Regions from separate parts of the Homo sapiens genome. Here regions 1 and 3 are each linked to region 2. The links are chromatin contacts, found by Hi-C or POLR2A ChIA-PET in ENCODE. All regions are on one chromosome and are shown on one strand. Each heading gives the region's core, a stretch centred on a gene start or an enhancer-like site at or near the end of the contact. The rest is flanking DNA. Distances are from core to core; before and after follow the strand shown.

Region 1 (4,213 bases), core at 683-3,182, 190 kb after region 2:
GATTTGATAAAACTCTACCATGCAGCCACATCTGCTAACCGCAAAAGCCCCCCTAAGAACAGAGAACCACGGCAAACTCTACAGGCATGAGAAATTCTGCATATCATTTGCGCGTGGTAACCAGACACTCTCCCCAGATAGAGGATCCAGGGGTGTTCTGGCTGTGCCAGGCTTCCTGTGGTTAATCCACCCTTTCCCCACACCCTGGGCTTGTGACAAGTGTCAGACGACCAGCAGAGCTCCCATGCAGCTGTCCTTTTGGGTACTTCCAACAGCAGATGACTGGGGAGTCGGGCTGGCTTTGTGTACATGTCAAATAGGCTGCCTGGCATCTTACTTCACCTGAGTTCAGGGAATCTTGGTGGTGGGTTGAACTGGGATCAGATTTCCCCATAGGAAAAACAAGTATCAGGGGCAGGGCATGCAGCCCTCGGTTACCCCTCCCTCACCCCCCCTCACCTCTGACCTGTCCTCTGTCCCCTCCCAGTCTCTTTCCTTTGGTTAGCCCTTCCTGAGGTTGTCTAGGAGGTGGGAAAGGAAGGGGCTCATTTTTGTTCCCTTCCTAGTCCTGTCCAGGCACCGGTCCCAGGACTCTGCTCAAGAACCTGGACCAAAAACCAAGGGCAAGAGGAGGCTCTCTTGTTCCTTTTCAATTAGCTTGTTTTTTTTTTTGAAGGAGTTTCACTCTGCCGCCCAGGCTGGAGTGCAGTGGTGCAATCTCGGCTCGCTGCAGCCTCTACCTCCTGAGTTCAAGTGATTCTCCTGCCTTACCCTCCTAAGTAGCTGGGACTGCAGTCACCTGCCACCATGCCCAGCTAATTTTGTGTGTTTTTAATAGAGACAGGGTTTCACCATGTTGACCAGGCTGGTCTCAAACACCTGACTTCAGATGATCCACCCTCCTTGGCCTCCCAAACTTTTTTTTTTTTTTTTGAGGCAGAGTCTCACTGTCACCCAGGCTGGACTGCAGTGACACAATCTTATCTCACTGCAACCTCTGCTTCCCAGGCTCAAGTGATTCTCCTGCCTCAGCCTCCTGAGTAGCTAGGATTACAGGCGCACACCACCACACCCAGCTACTCTGTATTTTTAGTAGCGATGAAGTTTCGCTGCATCAGCCAGGCTGGTCTTGAACTCCTAACCTCAGGTGATCTGTCTGCCTTGGCCCCCCAAAGTGCTGGGATTATAGGCCTGAGCCACCTTACCTGACCACTTTTGTTCTTTTTCTACTATTTTCCATGAGCCTTTTGGTTATGCAGTTAGCTTTGCCCCCAGGCTGGGAGGATAATTCCTCCAGCACAGAAATTCTTCAGGGAAGTAGGAAAATGTTGGTCTGCCCATTGTTGACAACCCCCAAAAGCCATAAGGTGATTTTGGCCACATCCCAGCATAGCAAGGGAGGCCCCTGAGGACCTACCAAAAATTCGGGCCATCCCCCATCTGCTTTCAAGCAACCCCTATCCTGAGATGGCTTAACTGACTCTCCCTCAGGAGTGTGTTTTGGGAGTGACAGAATGCCTGTCTTTAAACAGTCTTTGGCCCAAAATCCAGGGACATGCAGGGAGTTCGAGGAGATCAAATACAATCTAGAGAGACTGTGAAAAATGGATTAGTCCTTTGCTGAAGGGTGTTTTACTTTAGGATTCGAACTTGAATTTCTTGTTCGGTAGACATTGCTTTCCTCCTCTGGCCTGTTTTCCCCTACTTCCCGAGTACTTGACCACACAGGTAAAGTCTACCCTCCCCAGCCTTCCATGTGACTGGGTGTGGCCATATAACCAAGTTCTTTTCAGAGAGACAGATGCCACTTCTGCCTCACTTGCTCAAGAGGAATTTGCTGTCCCAGACGCTCTCTCTTTTTCCCTTCAATGACATCTCACGACCTGGCCCCAGCTTTGCAGCCAAAGGCAACACCCTAGGAGATGATGAAATCACAAGACAGACACCTGGGTCCTTGCCAGTGAGGGTCAATGCTCTGATTTATTTAGCAGAAACAGTCCTCCAATGTGGAGACCATTACATGAGAGAGAAATAAACATCTATCTTCCTTCAGGCACCATGTGTTTGGTCTCTTGGCTATAGCAGCTGACCCTTTATCTCGAGGCATTCATTGTCCACATGAGTTTCAGGGATCATAACCTCTATGCCACGCTTCCACTCTTAGCACAATTGTCAACACCTCCCTTCTCAAGAACAGCAATTTGCCTGCCTCTATTTTCCAAATACTTTGAAATCCATCAGTCTTTCTTATGATCCCAGGAGTGGCCAAAGATTATTATGATGGAGAGCGCCCTACTTACAAATCAGGCTCTATAGTTAGAGGATAAGATGAAAGTCATACAGAGTCAAAGAGATCCTTGAAAAATGCTCCAGGGGGAGGGTGCAGTGGCTCACGCCTGTAATCCCAGCACTTAGGGAGGTCCAGGTGGGAGGTTCACTTAAGGCCAGGAGTTGGAGACCAGCCTGGGCAATGTAGCCAGACCCCATCTCTACAAAAAAAAAAAAAAAGTGTTCTGGAAGTCTCCATGTAAGATCATCTCTCAATAAGCCCAACATGGGGTAGCTTTTTCTTCACCCCAGGGTGTCTGGATTACATCCACAAGCTGCGCAGTAGAAGAAATATCTCTGAAACATGTTCAGTATGGCAAGATGCTCACAACATGTCAAAGCCTTGAGTTTCAAGACAGACAGAACAGAGAGCAGATTCTCATGCTCAGCTCACCCGGGGCAGTGGTTCTCAACCAGAGGTGATTTTGCCCCCAAGGGGGACCTGTAGCAATGTCTGGAGACATTTTTATTATGACTGGTGTAGAAGGCTCCTGGCATCTGGTGGGTAGAGGCAGAGATGCCGCAAAATATCCTCCAATGCACGGGACAGCCACCATAAAACAAAGAATGATCTGGCCCAAAATGTCAAGAACTCTGAGGCTGAAAAACCTTTCTCTAAGGCATAGGTTTATTGAGAGGCATGGCCTAGCAGATCGTCATGTGTAAACACTCCAGAATTCTCCCCAACCCTTTCCCTGACTTGTCCATGTTTATTTTCATTTGAGCAAGTTAAATATGCTCCCCTCGTTGCTCTTTGAGCCTGACAGGATGAGGATGACAAGATCATGGATCCTTGGCAATGTCTTGAGTGTCCTAGAGACCAAAGATATCCTATCCAGGCTGGTTCAGGGAGTTTCATCAATCACAGTTCACCGTGCTGGATCTTGTCTAATTTGTTGCTTTCTAAATAGTAGCCTCCCACTCTCCTGTGGAAAGAATGTTCTGCTGATGTGAGGCTTTCCTTGTCAGGGACACCTCCCGCCACAGCCAGTCTCAAAGCTTCTCTCCTTTGTTTCATCCTGGAATGTTTCAAGAAACACCCACCCCACGCCAGCCGCACACATCTCATAGTTGCTCTCCCAGGGTGTCTTCTGCTCTCGTGATCCCCCTCCAGCCTTGCCTCGTAAATCAGCCCGCGACCTCGCCTCCCTGGGGCTGCTGCGCTTCTCTGAACTCGCTCCAGTGGGTCCACATCTTTCTGATAATGAGGTGCCAGACAGGAGCGGAGGGGCCTGCTGCGATCCGTGGGAGCGTTCAAGCCCTGTCCTGGGGAGCGCTGGGGGTGGAGCCCGGTGTCATGGTAGGGAGGGGGCCCTCTGGAAGCTTCAGTGCCTGAAGGGCTCACATAAGGCACCTCACTTCTTTATTCTTGCAGAGGCCCTTGATGGTGGACAGACCCCAGCACGGCCCTGGACAGATTGTGAGGCACAGAGAAGTCACCTGCCACCTCCCCACCGTCAGAACAATGATGGCAGACACCACCAGGTCCTGAGGCTCTCCTGGCCTTTGGGCACTGTTCCTGCTGCCTTACAGACATGATCTCATTGAACACTCATGAACACTCACAACATCATAAGCCTCACTCGGGCATCTATGCTAGACACTGAGGGGACAGCAGAGAGCCAAGAAGACAAAAACCTTGGCTGTCAGAGAAAGAGGTTGCGTTCTAGTGGGGGAAATAGACAAAATAAGGAACACACATGGTACAGTTGTGTGTCACTTAACAGTGGGGATATGTTATGAGAAATGTGAAGGCAATTTCATCATCGTGTGAACATCATAATGTTATAGGAGTTAATAAGAAATTATTTTAGGCAGATAGGGAAAGCGGTCCTTGGAAAGTTTTTGTTTCTTTTAAAGCAGCTAAAGAAAAGTTTCTTATCTA
Region 2 (4,330 bases), core at 305-2,804:
TGGTTGTGGGAGAAGACCTAGGGCTTCCTCCTGAGCCACCACCCTGCTGTCCCTTAAGCACCTGGCATTTGCTTGGGATTCTGGGGGAGGGGAGATCCTTTGGAAGGGCTCATATCCAAGTAGTTAGAAGTAGAGGAAGAAAAGAGAGCCCCGCAAACAATTAGAAGGATGATTTAGCTCAGTCCTGCCCTCTCCTTGCCACCTTCCAGCCAATAACGTTTGTTATTCCTGACACTGATAACAACAGCAAATAGAGGTATCATTTAGTGCAAGTCAACCCTTCTGCAAACTATCCTGCACCTCTTATGGCATTTAACTACTACATTAACTTGGTTAGTTACATGTTTTATTAATATTCCCATTTTATAACTGGCAAGACTGAGGCTTAGAGGGAGGTTATAGATTTGCCCAAGGTCACATAGCTAAGAGTTAACGGAGGCCAAAGTCTGAGCCCAGGTTTATCTGCTTCGAAAGGCCATCCGTCTACCCACTATCCAATCTGCTTCTCTGAACCCAGGTGGGGATGCGGTGAGCTGGGATTCCTGTGTCCTGGTCATGTCCTAACAGAATATATTAGTAACTAGACCATATCCCAACTTCAGGACCAGGCTCTGCCAAGCCAGGAATATGAGAGGAGGAACAGCACCTCCCTCACCACGCCCCAGAGACTCCCCAGGCCTGAAGGTTTCCCGTGAGAAGTAGTGCGGCACGCTCGGAGGGCATCTGTCCCCACCTCTTCCTAGCTGCGCCTGCACGCTGGGTTCGTTTTTCCACCCTGCTAACTCACACCTGCGTTGCTCTGCCTCCTCTAATCCTCTTGGGCAGATGACCCAGCCAGACAGTCGGCCTGGCTTTCTGTTTCACTTTAGCCTTTGGACTCTGAGCTCGGTTAACATGGTACAGTCCACAATTAAGCCCTGCGGTGCCCAAGCCCAGCTCATTGTCCCTGGTCACTGCTGGGAGACTGGACAGAGCCCCCCTCCCACCCTGAATTTCCTGTTTGGTCCTTGAGTGGAGACACAGACCTCAGCTTCACATTCACCTTGCCTTTCCTGGTTCCTGAGTTCTCATCAGTCTGGGTGGACTATGATTCTTCCTCCTCATGGTGGCAGCACAAATTCGGCCACGGCTAATCAACTCCATTAATTGCCCAGAGTTCATTAAAAATCGTGGTTAGCCTTTGCCAATGTGCAAGGCAAGACAGGGAGTGAGTCTTGGGTCTATATAAGGTCCAGCTAACCCTGTGTGACCTTGGAGAAATTGCTTACCTCTCTCTGCCTAAGTTTCCTTATCTGCACAACGGGGATAACGATAAAACTCACCTCAGCCGGTTGTTTTTAGGATTAAATGAGTTAATATATGCAAAGTTCTTAGCATGATGCCTGGCTCAGAAGAACCTCTGTCTAGGTGTTAGCTGTTCTATGATTATACATAAATTACTTCACTTCTTCTGTGGGTCATAATTTGTGGTCACTAAGCAATGGCTGGCCAGATCACTGAGCCAAAATAAACTAACTCTTTCCTATTAGTTCCAAGTACATTAGTCACCAACCAGATTCATAGTATGGTACTTGGCTCAATTAGTCCCAGAGCACTCTCAAGTCCTGTTGAACCAGAATTGCCAAACAGTGTCTGAACTAGTTAAGTGAACCCCAAAAGGTGAAAAGAAACTTTTAGCAAAGATGTAGTCTGGTTTTAAATTCCTAAAATCAGCCAGGCGTAATGGTGCACACCTGTAATCCCAGCTACTTGGGAGGCAGAGGTAGGAGGATTGCTTGAGCCCAGGAGTTGGAGGTTGCAGTGAGCTGCAATTGTACCACTGCACTCCAGCCTGTGGGACAGAGCAAAACCTTGTCTCTACAAAAAAAAAATTAATAAATAAAAAGAGATCTCTAAAATTCCAGTGTAGCCAGGACAAATCACACCATCCTCCCACCCACCCAAAATTATCATATCCAGATGATCTGATGAGTGTCCAACATTTTCAGTGAACTATATGGGAATGTATATTAAAAATTAGAAAGAATAGGCCCCACTTGGAACAATCTAGTATGAGACAAAAAATAACAGTAAATTCCAAAGCAAGCACTCAGGAATAGACTGAAGAATGAGCAGTGATTGATGAGCAAGCGCCTAAGTTGGTGTAACAAAGCAAGGGGAGCTTTGATGGCTGCTTGGTGACTTGGGTTTTTTTGTTTGTCTGTTTGGGGGGTTTTTCTGTTTGTTGGGTTTTGGGGCTTTTGTTTGTTTTGGGGGTTTTGTTGTTGTTGTTGTTGTTTTTGAGGCAGGGTCTAACTCGGAGTGCAGTGGTGTTATCTCGGCTCACTGCAACCTCCGCCTCCTGGGTTTAAGCAATTCTCCTGCCTCAGCCTCCCGAGTAGCTGGGACTACAGGCACACCCCACCAAGCCCGGCTAATTTTTGTATTGTTAGCAGAGACGCAGTTTCACCATGTTGGCCCAGCTAGCCTTGAACTCCTGGGCTCAAGTGATCTATCTGCCCACCTCAGCCTATCAACGTGCTGGGATGACAGGTGTGAGCCACCTCACCTGGCCATGGTGACTTGTTTGAGCTCACCATTTGGTTTGCAATGTCTCCTGTCTTTGCTGAATTGGCTCCGGGCCTGTATGTGACAAGGGGAGTTGCTGGAACCATGACTCTCTGGCCGTGGAATTTGTGATTTGTAAGGTGGCTCCAAACTCAGGAGAGACCTGAGTGGGACAGGAGGCTCACTTCCCACCTTCCCAGCACGTGCCACCCCCACGCTCTGGTTTATTTAAGCCTACCACTCTGAGGCTATCCAGAGAGCTGAGTAAATAAATAGCCCGCCCACCAAGAAGACAAGCAGTCCCTATCCTCTTCAATGCCAGGGAAGAAGGGCAGACCTTCCCAGCCATCTGCACCTTCCCTCGGCCTGGGAAGAATTAAGGAGTTCTTTACTGCAGCATTGTAATTACTGAACTAATGTGTGTGCCTGCATCAGGACAGAGTTCAATAGCTGGCCTTGAAGTTTCTGAGGGCCCTCTGTTTTGTAAGCAACGTTGTGCCAGAGATAATAGTTACTGTTGCTACAGTGTTGCATCTGGAAGACTCATTCCCAGGAAGATGAATGGCTCCTTCCTGCACTCTGGGTTCTGATGCAGTGAGGTGCCTGCAGGTGTGTGCAGCATGGTGCTTAGGGAACTGAGGGAAGGAGTTTCCTCATCCTTTCCCCCTCAGACTCTTTCTTGCTGGTTTTGTCCTTCCTTTCTTCCTCCTGCCTTCCTTGCTTCCTTCCTTTCTCTCTCTTTCTTTCATTTTTGAGATGGGGGAATCTTGCTATGTTGCCCAGGCTAGTCTTGAACTCCTGGCCTCAAGCAATACTCCCACCTCAGCCTCCCAAGTAGTTGGTATGACAGGCTTGAGCCACCATGCCTGGCTTCACTCGCTGTCTTTTCCCAACAGGTAAAAATGACCATGTGTTCACGTTGTTGTGAGGATCCATGAGAGAAGTTATGTATTATGTTGGTGCAATTACTTTTGCACCATTTTAACAGAAGCAGGTTGAGAATAGTTAAGCCCTAGACACATGGAAATGCCAGCTGATGGAAAGTGCAGGATTTGGAAATGAGGGGGTCCCAAGCCAGACCCATCTATGAGGAATCCAGATTTGGAAACCAGCTACCTATCAACAGACGCTGTTCCCTGAAAAGCATTGACTTGAAATTGGTGGTCTCTGGGAGGAGGGAGGACACATTCTTCCCTGCTCATCTGCTCTCCCTCACCGCACAGAGGCTGGGACTCAGGTGTGGATCCCTGAGCACAGCTGGGAAGCCCAGCACATCTCTCTCTCCTGCATGGTCCCATACCAGTACTCGGCATTCTCATTTTCAGCCCTTTTTGCTCCCATGAAGAGGAGAGTCTGATGAATGAATTTCCCCAATGATGCCAATTACTGATAAAGCATAAAGTATTATTCTCTTTGAGATGATGGTGTCTGAAGAGGGAAGAAGAGAATGGCCTTTACGTGTAGAATTTCAGGCATGGGCGACCGGAGGGAAAGTGGGCTTTTGATACACACACACACACACACGCACACACACACACATGCACCATGCCCCAGTCCTGCAATCACACATAGGATGCATGCATATATCACTCTCTAGAATGGGCAGCGCTGGCTGGCTCTTCTCTCAGGAGGAGAAAATACCAAGGGCATTGTGGAAACTCCTCTTTCTCCCCATCCTCACTAAGTTTGATGCAGCTTTGATGCTTCCTTTTCTTGCTCGCTAAACTGCAGACTTGTTGAGGCTCCTGTCTTCACACTGCAACTCCTCAGCACATGGGGTACA
Region 3 (4,347 bases), core at 1,419-3,918, 160 kb before region 2:
TAAAAAAATACCTGAGGCTGGGTAATTTACAAAGAAAAGAGGTTTAATTGGCTCATGGTTCTGCAGGCTGTACAGGAAACATGGCACTGGCCTCTGCTTCTGAGGAAGCCTCGGGGAGCTTACAATCATGGCAGAAGGCAAAGGGGGAGCAGGCACGTCACATGGAGTGAGCGGGAGCAAAATCGAGGGGAGGTGCCACAAACTATTAAACAACCAGGTTTCCGAGAACACATCCAATTATCACCAAGGGGATGGCGCTAAGCCACTGATGAGGGATCCACCCCCATGATCCAAACACCTTCCACCAGGCCGCACGGCCAGCACTGGGGATTATATCTCAACATGGATTTGGTGGGGACACAGATGCAAACCATATCAACCTTATAAAAATAAGCATTTATTTCATTTTAAACATTAAATGCAAAGTTTTCTTTTCTGGAAGATGCAGGCCAGTGAGCTAGAAGTAATACCTTACGACAGAATAGTTCTATAAAAATAGCTACTTTCAACTGGGTGCAGTGGCTCACGTCTGTAATCCCAACATTTTGGGAGGCCGAGGTGGGTGGATCACCTGAGTTCAGGAGGTCAAGACCAGCCTGGGCAACATGGTGAAAACCTGTCTCTACAAAAATACGAAAATTAGCCGGGCATAATGGCAGGTGCCTGTAATCTCAACTACTTGGGAGGCTGAGGCAGGAGAATTGCTTGAATCCAGGAGGAGGAGGATGCAGTGAGCTGAGATTGCACTAACGCATTCTACCCTGAGCGACAGAGCAAGACTCTGTCTCAAAAAATAAAATAAAAAAAAAGTACCTACTGCCAAGTGGCTGGAGAACATTTTATTCTGCTAAAGGGATTAAATATCCCCCACAAAAATTAAAAAGTCCTCACATCCATCCCCAAACTCATTGCTTACGCAGGACTTTCCTTGGAAGTATCAAAATCAAATATACTTCTATCTAACTTTGAGATTCTTCAACATCCATGTGGGAGTGGCAGGACTCTGTGTGGCCTGAGGGTGGCCTTGAGTGTGTGTCCGAGTGGAAGGCCCAGGATCTGGGGACTGACCTGGGGTCAAATGGCACAGCCAACTTTTTTTTTGAGACAGAGTCTTGCTCTGTTGCCAGGCTGGAGTGCAGTGGCACAATCTTGGCTCACTGAAACCTCTGCCTCCTGGGTTCAAGTGATTCTCCTGCCTCAGCCTCCCAAGTAGCTGGGATTACAGGTGCCCACCACCACACCTGGCTAATGTTTGTATTTGTAGTAGAGACAGGGTTTCGCTATGTTGGCCAGGCTGGTCTGGAATTCCTGACCTCAGGTGATCCTCCCGCCTTGGTCTCCCAAAGTTCTGGGATTACAGGCGTGAGCCACCACACCCAGCCAGCACAGCCAACTTCTAATGAGGCCACCTTAGACAAGTTACTTACTGTCTCTAAGCCTCCGTGTTCTCATCCATGAAATGGGTTTAATCACTCAGATTTGTTGAGATGATTAAAAAGGAAAATACCTGCAAGGCAATAGCACCATGCTAACACAGAGCTGGCTAGTCAGTTCCGGTGCTGGTTTGTCCTCTCTCACGCTCCGATTGCGAGGCCCCTTGCTTTTCCTTTCGCCTCCAGCAGCAGTGTATTCCCCCGGGGAGGCTGCCTTCAGTTGCAGGCTTCTTTGCACTGTTTCGTATGTCCTTTTCCCAGGCACCCGAGCAAGGGCCACTGGTTATGACACAGGCACTGAGGAGGAGCCTTGAATCAAGGGCAGAGCTCTGACTTTAAACTTTGACTCCCCAGGTGTGACCTATAGCCAGTCGTTGTCTGATCTGTGCCCCACTTTCTCATGTCCAAAATGAGAAGACTGAACCAGTCCTCTCCAATGCCTTTCGTATGGCTTTAAGATGAGGTATGTACCTCTCACTTGGAGGAGGGGCTGGCAAAACCACTTGAATTTTAATTTGAATTGAGGCATATTGGCAGAGGTTGTAAAATGTCCTCACATGGTTCAAGGAAGATGATGATGCCCTGCCTGCTCCTGGTGCCCCTTTCAGAGAGGTTAAAAGCCTTTCCATTATTTTAACTTTTTTTTTTTTTTTTTTTTTGAGACAGGGTCACGCTCTGTTGCACAGGCTTAAGTGCAGTGGCGCGATCTCGGCTCACTGCAACCTTCGCCTCCTGGGTTCAAGTGATTCTCGTGCCTCAGCCTCCCAAGTAGCTGGGATTACAGGCATGTAATCACGCCCAGCTAATTTTTTTGTATTTTTTAGTAGAGACAAGGTTTCGCCATGTTAGCCAGGCTGGTCTCGAACCCGTAACGTCAGGAGATTCACCTCCCTCAGCCTCTCAAAGTGCTGGGATTACAGGCATGAGCCACCGCGCCCGGGCTCTGGTTCTATTTTCATGATGCTATTTACAAGAGTAGGTGGAGCGCTCCTTCTATGGAACTTTTCATTTGGTAAATTGTGTGACTGTGGAAGTAAACCATGTCTGAAAGCTTAGGTATCTTCTTTCCGGCCTCAATTTCCTCTCTTCCTCTAAAAGCGAACTTCTTTCGCCTAGTTTGACCCTCGAGGCTTCCCATTTCTTTTGCCCCCCCCCTCCCCCCCGACGCATGCGCGAAAACGCGCTGACCTTTCAGCTTCGCGCTAGTGCTGTTTTTTTTTTTTTTTTTTTTTTAGCAATGGCGGTTCCCGGCGTGGGGCTCTTGACCCGTTTGAACCTGTGTGCCCGGAGAAGAACTCGAGTCCAGCGGCCTATCGTCAGGCTTTTGAGTTGCCCAGGAACTGTGGCCAAAGACCTTAGGAGAGACGAGCAGCCTTCAGGGAGCGTGGAGACAGGTGATGGCGCCGGTTTGCCCTGTAGTTCCGTCCCACAGCGGGCGAGGAGTCTGGGATCACGGGGAAACACGTGGCCTGTGGAAACGGCTGTGGACCCTTTGGCAAGAGGGTGGGGCTGTGTCCTGTCCTCTCCTCTCCTCTGATCTCTGTAGGGGAACCCAGGGTCGCCGCCGTTGCTGAGGCAGAAGTGAGATGTGTGATGTTTGTTTGGGGCGACTCCTGTGTACAGTAATGGAGTTGTTTAGACTTCCATGAAATTCAGGTCAGGAACCCAGTTTGCTTGCACTTTACAGTTTGACGAAATAGTGTTCCCAATGATAGTAATGCTACACACCTGAGCCAGTCGCTGCATCGTGTACGTATATTTCTGATTTTGATACATTAAGTTGTTGCTGGAGGCCGAGTTATATTGTAGCCTGATGAATCAAGAGGATTCTTGGTTCCTAGACATAGGGTTCTGTCTATGAAATGTACTGCCGTTTACTTTATTCTTTTTGGCCATTTTGAACCAAATCAGTCTGGTAACAGATTTGGATTCACTGCAACAGGCTGTTGTCCCGCGTTCGTTCTACATTTATATGCTTCTTTGTGTATTGAGAAGCCAGTGTTATTGAACCTCTCTTGTGACTCAAGAGCTTGTGTATTCTATTTACAGTTCTTAAAACGATCTTGCAAGAAATGTATCACTGTGTCCATTTTACAGATGTAGAAAATGGTTCAAAGAGGTAAATAACTTAGGCAAGGTCACTAGCTCAGTTAATTTAGACTTCTAGTCAAATTATTAAACAAAATGTATTGACTTCTACGATTCCTTGGAGCTATTTTTTCCCTAAAATAAGCTGGTGTCTTTATCAGACTGTATAAAAGACTTACATTGGCAGGCAGTGAGAAATCTTTATGTATTTCATTCAAATATTGATTGGATTGTATTTAGTGGAAGCTACTTCTGTTGAACATTTCTAAGTAACGCTGAAAATTTGAGTAAGGATTCTGCCAAAAAAGCTATTGTAATTTAACATTTGTATGGGTGTTTAAATTTGAGAGTATGTTCATATGCTCTTTGATATATGAAACAACCCTGTAGCGTAGGTGTGGAAGGAAATAACTGTTACTCCATTTTATAGATGAGGGAACAGGGTAGTCCAAGGGTAGCTTGAGTAGTTCAAGCTAAACTCAGCTATTCGGTGGCAAAAATTAAAAAACCCACTGTTTTTTTTTTTTCTTTTTCGGGACGAAGTCTTGCTCTGTCACCCAGGCTGGAGTGCAATGGCACGATCTTGGCTCACGGCAACCTTGGCCTCCCGGGTTTAAGTGATTCTCCTGCCTCAGCCTCCCGAGTAGCTGGGATTACAGGCACGTGGCACCACGCCTGGCTAATTTTTGTGTTATTAGTAGAGATGGGGTTTCACCATGTTGGCCAGGCTGATCTTGAACTCCAGACTCAGGTGATCTGCCTGCCTTGGCCTCCCAAAGTGCTGGGATTACAGGCGTGAGCCACCGCGCCCAGCCAGTAAAACTCA

What was found. A loop is a pair of places that touch in the nucleus more often than their neighbours do. ChIA-PET counts read pairs that join two places held with the same protein, here RNA polymerase II (POLR2A). Pooled maps may share reads with other maps.
Region 1: a map of heart left ventricle shows a loop between it and region 2 (4-fold over the local background). The contact joins two enhancer-like sites. A Hi-C loop is called at or near these places in 22 of 168 maps with a recorded cell type or tissue (Caco-2, HCT116, PC-9 and 10 more), 2 of 37 single-sample maps with no recorded cell type and 19 of 50 pooled maps. POLR2A ChIA-PET finds 5 or more read pairs at or near these places in 2 of 52 experiments (BJ and PC-9).
Region 3: a map of sigmoid colon shows a loop between it and region 2 (3-fold over the local background). The contact joins the promoter of MTPAP here to the enhancer-like site in region 2. A Hi-C loop is called at or near these places in 1 of 168 maps with a recorded cell type or tissue (sigmoid colon) and 3 of 50 pooled maps. POLR2A ChIA-PET finds 5 or more read pairs at or near these places in 3 of 52 experiments (OCI-LY7, PC-9 and Panc1).

What each region holds. Positions count from the first base shown.
Region 1 is chr10:29,992,755-29,996,967 of GRCh38, reverse strand. It overlaps LOC107984218 (a long non-coding RNA gene), which reads left to right. Exons shown (of 2, transcript XR_001747403.2): 2 at 3,704-4,213. Among named protein-coding and RNA genes, the nearest start is that of JCAD, 65 kb to the left of the region's middle. Within about 2 kb of position 1,932, at least 3 of the 41 ENCODE cell types and tissues checked have a DNase peak (open chromatin) inside an H3K27ac peak, as active enhancers do.
Region 2 is chr10:30,183,280-30,187,609 of GRCh38, reverse strand. No RefSeq gene overlaps it. Among named protein-coding and RNA genes, the nearest start is that of JCAD, 130 kb to the right of the region's middle. Within about 2 kb of position 1,554, at least 9 of the 41 ENCODE cell types and tissues checked have a DNase peak (open chromatin) inside an H3K27ac peak, as active enhancers do; they include PC-9 and Panc1, where a contact is called at or near this core.
Region 3 is chr10:30,347,599-30,351,945 of GRCh38, reverse strand. MTPAP (mitochondrial poly(A) polymerase) reads left to right here and starts at 2,668. Exons shown (of 9, transcript NM_018109.4): 1 at 2,668-2,827. The coding sequence starts at 2,671. RefSeq lists enhancers at 2,657-2,796, 2,827-2,876, 2,927-2,996, 3,007-3,106, 3,688-4,188.